Linked DNA regions of Homo sapiens: region 2 is linked to region 1. A link is a contact called in ENCODE Hi-C or POLR2A ChIA-PET data. All regions are on one chromosome and are shown on one strand. The core of a region is the stretch at or near the end of the contact, and the rest is flanking DNA. Distances in the headings are between cores, read along the strand shown. Region 1 holds the start of SPIN1 (spindlin 1). Region 2 has its middle 90 kb from the start of MIR4289.

Region 1 (3,767 bases), core at 826-3,325:
TAGAAAAAAGATGCTAGCAATGAAGGAGTGCAACCAGTAACGTTGTAACTATGTGCAATCAGGTAAGTCACTGGAAGTGAAAACCACCTAAACCTCTGGCAGCTAAAACCAAATTAGTAACTCTCATCAATATGATAGCCAAATTTGAGACACTACCCACGAAATGCAGAGGGGCACACATCAGGCACATCAATATTGTGACCCCTCAGTTCACAAGTAAGGGAGACACACAATTATCTGAGATACACTTTAAGGACACCAATGACCAACATATGGCATCGCAATGGCTGTTCCAGGGAACATCCATTTTCACTGTTTCCTGGATTTCAGGCATAGAAAGATGACTGAAGACATATAGTGGCCCTTTTGCCTTGACCCAGTTCATAACCATTGTAAAAGTAACCATTTCACTACTCAAAAGATTATAAAGAAACTATTTTTCCTAAGAATCTAGGATCTACTACCTATAATTCTGGCATACACATTCTTTACAACCTTAATATATAATTATCAAATCTGATAACGAACGTTCTGTAAATTACCAGGTACTACAATATTTTGGTGTTTGCCTTTTAACTAAAGCTGAGGGGGGAGAGTGGGGAGGTTGGAAGAAGCCTCATTTCACCTGCCCTTTCCAAAATTTCACTTCAAAAGAGTGTTAAAAAAAACTCAGTATATCCAGGTATAAATCTCCAAGTTTAATTTTCACTGCTTAACAAAAGCGATGTAGAAAGCAATTACTGTACCCTCCATTAATCCTTTCGGATTGCATGGAATTCCTTCCAGAAAATTCCAATAGAAAAAAAGTTAAGACAGGTAATCGCGTTTTGGTACGTGTGTCGTCTCTGGCACAAGTCATGTAGAGTGAAATCCTTTAAGACATTTAAATGTTCCTGGTATTGTTTTGTGATTAACGTGATAAAATTGCCAAACAATCCATATTTACCATGAGTGAAAACACTTCCACCACGTACGGAAAATCTCTCCAAAACACAAAATCTGATTCAAAAATTATAAGTAAAAAGAGAATAAATGTAAAAACAATTCCATAAACAAACTTTGAAATGCGTATACGATGACATTACTGAAGCCATTACTCAAAACGAACCTCTGTAAAATCGAGAACGCACAATCAATGCAATAAAATGCTCGAGAAAGCCAAACCCGAGGCGCTGCGCAGTTCCCGCATCGCACAATTCGTTTCAACACATTCCTTGACGAATACACCCAAGGTCACTCACGATGGAGAGGAAAAGTGCCTGTCTCTCTCCAGAGCACGCAACCCGTTCGCCGCGCCCCCACGGAGGGCGGCGAAGAGACGGCGCATCAGGAAAGGGGCTGCGCGGGCGCGAGGACTGGCCGGTGGGCGTTCCGGCGCCGCGAACCGCGGAGCCTGCAACTTACAAGGTCCGCGGCCATCCCCCGGGCCTGGGAGGGGTGGCCCCAGGGCAGGCCCGCGTCCCCGGGGTGACCCGACCCGTCGCGCCGGGGTCCCGCCCCTCCCCCCGCCCCGCCCCCGTCGCCGGCCCGGGATTATGCAACGTTCCCCCTCCCCGCCTGCATTCTGGCGCAGCGCCCCCTCCCCGCGCCCGACTGCGCAGCGCCGCCGCCCCCTGCCCGCCGGCCTCCCCGCCCGGCTCCAAACAAAGCGCGCGCTAAGGGGCCGGCGGCGGCCGGGGAACTGGGGACGAGAGGGTGGCGGCCATGTTGGCGGGGGGCGGCGGGGATGGGGGCACGGAGGAGTAGGGGCCGGCGAACAAAGGAGCGCGCGCCCGCCCCGAGGCCCAGGCCCGCCCAGCCCGGGTCCCCGCCGCGGCCCAGCCGGCAGGGGGCGCTATGCGGGCGCCGCCCGCTGGACAATGCTCCGCCGGGCCCCGCGCGGGCCGCGCTCACCTGCGCCCCCGGGCAGACCGCCGCACCGCTGGCCCGCCCGCAGCCCGCACTCCCTCACGACCCACGCCCGCCCTGCGCGGGCCTCACCTGCTGACCGCCGAGGCTGCAGTCCACAGGCCCACGGGTTCCGCCGTCGCTCGTTCGCGCTCCCGCCGGCCCCAGCCTGAGCCAGACGGCGCCTCCCCGCCCCCGCTCCCTCGCCGCGGACGCCGCCCGCCCCCCAACAGTCAGGGCGCACGCGCACTGCGCCCGCCGAACTGCGACGGCCGCGCCGCCCCGGCGCCTGGCGCCGACGGCCGACTGCGCAGGCGCAGTGGGGCGGGGCGGGGCCGGCGAGGGCGGGGCCTGGCCCCTCTCACCTGGCTGGCGGCAGGGCGGGGCTCGAGCCCGGGACTGCCAGGTGCGCGCCGGGAATGGGCGGCGGCAGGCGCGCGGGGCACAGGTTCCTGAGGGGGCGCAGCTTTTCCTGGAAGGCAGGCAGCCTGAGAAGGGCTTCGTTTTTGCGCAGTAGGACGTTGAAGAAAGGACAAGCCCCCTTTGTCCTGGACGTAAGCCGCAAGTCGTCCTGAGTGGTGCACACCGCGAAGACTGAGGAAACTGGATCACAGGGCTGGGCCGTGAGCCTTGAACCTCGGAGAACGTCGCATTACTGCTCCAGCGCGCCGGTTCAGGGCCGCGGGACGCGAGCCCTTTAAAAGGATGGATTTGCTTCCTGTGACTCCCTGGAAGAGACGTCTTCACCACCGCACTGCGTAGAGGCCGGCGTCGTCGCCGGCTCACCCCGCTTGCTGCCTCCCCGCACAAAGCCCAGCCCAGGTAGCTCAGGTTAGCTGGAGCCCCGGAGCCTCACCTACAAGTACCTGGCCTGTCCTAGGTTGTGTGGGGACGGGATGTGGCTTCTGCAAGCCCAGAAACCTGTTTCCACTCCCCCACCACAAATGGAACTCACCCAGCTCTACTCGCAAGGTTAGGAGCCAAAAATTCCCATGATCGCACGCGAATTCATTTGACTTCCGTTTCAGTTAAGATGCCTTTTCAGCATTTTGTTGCTTGTTTGCAGAAGGGAGAGAGGTAGGATCAAGAATAGTTTTTACTCCTGCAGAGTCGAGTGCGAGACTTGGAGGCTGAGTCCAGGCGCTCTCCCCTCCCCGCCAGTCCCGTGTCCTGGAGCAGGTCACTGACCTGGTTCCTCGAGTGCGACAGCGCAGCCTCATCGTAATAAACCGCCTCCCAAAGCGTTGTCAGATCAAATTCCAGAACATGTTACTGGAAAGCACCTTGAACACTCTAAACTGCAGCACAGTTATTAGTTAGCAATACTCTTTGGGGTTTCACTGGCACCTTTTCTAACAAATAAGATTGATAGATGCCTGCTCAAACAAATTGAAGTGCTTGTCTCAGATGACACACTTGGCAGGCATGGGACGTTCACAGGCCAACTAGAGAGCTAATTTCAAAACTGAGATATAAAAGTGTATCGCTGTACTTACAAGTTACCAAGTGTTGAGAAATTACTCACTTTCATTTGTGTGTTTAATGTCTTTTTTGTTTTTTTAGACGGAGTCTCACTCTGTTCCCCAGGCTGCAGTGCAGTGGCATGATCTCGGCCCACTGCAACCTCCGCTTCCTGGGTTCAAGCAATCCTCACATTTCAGCCTCCCGAGTAGCTGGGATTACAGGCGCGCACCACCATGTCCAGCTAATTTTTAAAAATATTTTTAGTAGAGACGGGGTTTCGCCATGTTGGCCAGGCCGGTCTCAAACTCCTGGCCTCCAGCAATCCGCTGGCCTCGGCCTCCTGAAGTGCTAGGATTACAGGCGTGAGCCACCGCGCCTGGCCTGTTTAATGTCTTGCAGTGGGGTCATCTCCGAAA
Region 2 (3,545 bases), core at 898-3,397, 450 kb before region 1:
AGAATTGCATTATGTATAGAAATATATTTTTTATATATAAAATATGTTTATTATATATTTGTTATATATATAATTCTATAGTCTAAAGGCTTCAACATTTTTTCAGTTCAAATTAGGTATAGAAACTTTCCTTTATTTAGCATATTTTTTATCCTTTCCAGTTTATGATTATATCAATTATTTTCTCAACATACATTGAGAACAATATCAGAGTGTCAGAATTTTTGCTCCAATATCACACATAATTTGGAAAACTCAAGAGGAGGAGGAAATTCTATTGTATTCACCATATTTTTACTCTCCCCATTCACCTTTTTTTTAATGTTTCAAGATTTCTTATTTTTATCATATCCTTTATATTGAAAGAATGTCCGTTACCCATACTTTTAGGGTAGGAGTATTGGTAAAAATTTTGCTTAGTTTTTACTTCATCTGAGAATGATGATTTCTGAAATTCATCTGAGAATGATTGATTTTCCTTTCATCCCCATAAAATATTTTCATTGGATACTGAATGCTTATTGGTAGGGTTTCTTTTCCCAGTACTTTAAAGAAAATTTAAGCCACTTACTTCTGGTCTCCATGGTTTCTGATGAGATATTATCTTTCATTTAAGTGACTTTTCCTCTATAGGTTAAGGTGTCATTCTCTCACACTGCTTTCAAGAATTTTTCTTTGTTTAGGTTCCAGAAATTTGACTACAATGTGTCTTGGTATGGATTTTTTAGATTTGTTCTATTTGGATTTGCACAATAATTTCCACTCTTTCATTTTTAATAAACAATTAAAGAGCATTTTCTGACTTGTGGGGGTATCTTCTCTTCTGCAGTGAACTTTATGTCTCAATTATGAAGTAAACCATATTGGGAATTTGGAAATTCAAAATTTTAAAGCAAATGCAAGTCTCAGAAAAGGGCTATGCTTGTGAGGGAAGATATAAGGCTGAACAAGTGGTCACCATGAAGAGATTTGGGTGAGTTTTGCCATGAGCGCCTGTGGAACATGCAGCGGAGAGAAGAGCAGAGCCCTGTTAGGTGGCTCTCCATACCTTCCTCACATTAGTAGCCATGATGCCACTAAAGAGCCCATTACAGGGTGAAGGTTCAAACAATGTTGAATGAATAAAAGTGAAAATGAGTGGTGAAGAATATTCAGTCTTCAGAAAACTTTCCTGACTTTTGGGATTTTCCAAAGAAAATTAATTTCTTCTGGCTTTGCTTTGTCTTATGTTCTCCCATTTATTTTAGAAAGCACCATGTTTCTTCAAAAAAGTTGAGAACTCCTAACATACAAAAAGAAGTGTTAGCTCACTGCCCTAAAAAGTTGGGATGAGGCCAGAGGACACAGATAATTAGTTATCTAGGGACTGGTGGTTTGGGCTGAGAGGCCATAAAAGGAAGGAAAAAAAGCCAAGTTTGGTATTAATATAAAGAGACTATGACGAAAAGGAAGTGGGAAGCAAGCAATTTAGAGATTGAATAATTGGATTTGGGAAACAAAATTTTGCTCGATGAAAAGTAGGCAAATTGCTCAAGTCTCTTTGTACGTTAATGCAGCTCAAGAATGGTTGACATGGGTGTCACATTAGTTTCTGAAATGAAATATAAAATAAAAATTGAAGCCAAACTACAAGTATATTAAAATAAACTTTTAAGACATTTTTATCAGAGTGATATATGGTTAAAGTATCATTATATAAATAAAAAATATTGTCATATAAAAATCCTGCTTAAACAAATATATCATGTTTCCCAGTAATAACCACACTTCAACATTTTTAGCTATTTCTTAGGGTAGTTACATTTACAACTCTAAGTAGTATGCTTACATTTTTGGTTCATTCAATATTTAGATATTATTTAACTTCTGATAATTGAGAAGCTAGCTCTCTCAAACTACATTTCATCTCCCTTTATCTATCTTGAAGTATAGTCATAACACTACTTTAAGTTAGACAGAGGGCACTTACATTACCCTGCTCTTATGCGACTGTGGTTTACCACAATTTCCTCTTCTTTTGAGTCTGGTTTTCTAGAGGTTTTTTTTTTGTTAATTTGACTTCTTATCAAGCAATGTCTTCCTCTTTAATAGTCTTTATTTTACCTCCAAACTTCATTGTTTCAGGTCCTTCCTGGAATCCTTCCTGGTCTTGGCTGGCTGTTCTCCAGGACTGCTCAACAGCTTCTAAAAGCTCACACATTGCTCTATTTGGTGGATTTGATCTAGTATTTCATTTTAGATAAGTGCAACCTTAAGTAACTTCTGAGGAAAGACTGAATAAGAAGTAAACATTTTGAGTTCTTGCATGCCTGAAATGTCTTCACTCTGTAATCATACTTATTTAATATCTGCTGTGGATATTAGAATTCTACACTCCAAATTATTCTTCCACAGAATTTTGAAGGCATTGCTTTATTGCCTTCCTCATGCAGGCTAATGACATTCTTAGTTATGTTCTGTTAAAGGTGATCTGTTTTTCTCTTGGAGTTTTCAAATTTTTTTTTTTTTTTGAGACGGAGTCTTGCTGTGTGGCCCAGGCTGGAGTGCAGTGGCACGATCTCGGCTCACTGCAATCTCCGCTTCCCAGGTTCATGCCATTCTCCTGCCTCAGCCTCCCAAGTAGCTGGGACTACAGGTGCCCGCCACCACGCCTGGCTAATTTTTTTGTATTTTTAGTAGAGATGGGGTTTCACCGTGTTAGCCAGGATGGTCTGGATCTCCTCATGATCCGCCCGCCTCGGCCTCTCCAAGTGCTGGGATTACAGGCGTGAGCCACCGCACCTGGCCTTAGTTTTTATTTTGCAGTTGTGTCCTGAAATTCCATAATTATGTACCTTGGACTGTTTTTGTTTTTTTAAATTTAATTGTGGTAGACTTTTCAAGGATATGTTCAATCTTGAGATGCATGTACTTCCATTTAGAGAAATTTTTTTGGTAATTTCTTCCCCTTAATCTTTTCCTTTTCACTTCATCTAGAATTTCTGTTTTTTAATGGTTTGACCACCAGATTTATCTTCTAGGTCTTTTGTCTTCTTTATTTGCTGTCTTTTTTCTCTCTTCTAGGAGAATTCCTTCACCTGTAGCTATAAACTGAATATTTGTGCCTGTCCTCAAATTCTGAAATATGTTGAAGCCTGTTATGGCTTGAATGTATCCCTCAAAAGGTATGCATTGGAAACTTAATCCCCAACACAACAATATTAAGTGGTAAGATCTTTAAGAGGTGATCAGACCACAGTTGCTGCCCTTCAGCCAAGACCTGCCTGGAGGGAGATGACATAAGCACATATTATTCCAGCCTTCCTTATTTTTTTTTCTGTGACTCTCTGAACAAAAGCTAGTCTCTCATTTTTTCTAGAATGCAGGGCAAGTAAAATCATTCATTCAGGCAATACGTTGATTAAATATCAACCCTATGTTGGGCATTGTGCTTGGACTGAGAACATCCATCTGGTCTGGAAGGCAGACTATAAAATCATCATTGTGCAACAGAGTAAGAGCCAGACTGGAGTTTTGGTGTTGGTTGGGGGTTCAGTGGATGAACA

Evidence for each region. A loop is a pair of places that touch in the nucleus more often than their neighbours do. ChIA-PET counts read pairs that join two places held with the same protein, here RNA polymerase II (POLR2A). Pooled maps may share reads with other maps.
Region 2: a loop to region 1 is called in a pooled map, with 4 times the contacts of the local background. The contact joins the enhancer-like site here to the promoter of SPIN1 in region 1. A Hi-C loop is called at or near these places in 5 of 50 pooled maps. POLR2A ChIA-PET finds 5 or more read pairs at or near these places in 2 of 52 experiments (IMR-90 and PC-9).

Annotation. Positions count from the first base shown.
Region 1 is chr9:88,386,752-88,390,518 of GRCh38, reverse strand. It overlaps SPIN1 (spindlin 1), which reads right to left and starts at 2,075. Exons shown (of 6, transcript NM_006717.3): 1 at 1,981-2,075. LOC124902204 (a long non-coding RNA gene) reads left to right here and starts at 1,320. Exons shown (of 2, transcript XR_007061652.1): 1 at 1,320-1,407; 2 at 2,402-3,767. RefSeq lists a silencer at 1,423-2,322 and an enhancer at 2,400-3,259.
Region 2 is chr9:88,833,824-88,837,368 of GRCh38, reverse strand. No RefSeq gene overlaps it. Among named protein-coding and RNA genes, the nearest start is that of MIR4289, 90 kb to the right of the region's middle. Within about 2 kb of position 2,147, at least 2 of the 41 ENCODE cell types and tissues checked have a DNase peak (open chromatin) inside an H3K27ac peak, as active enhancers do.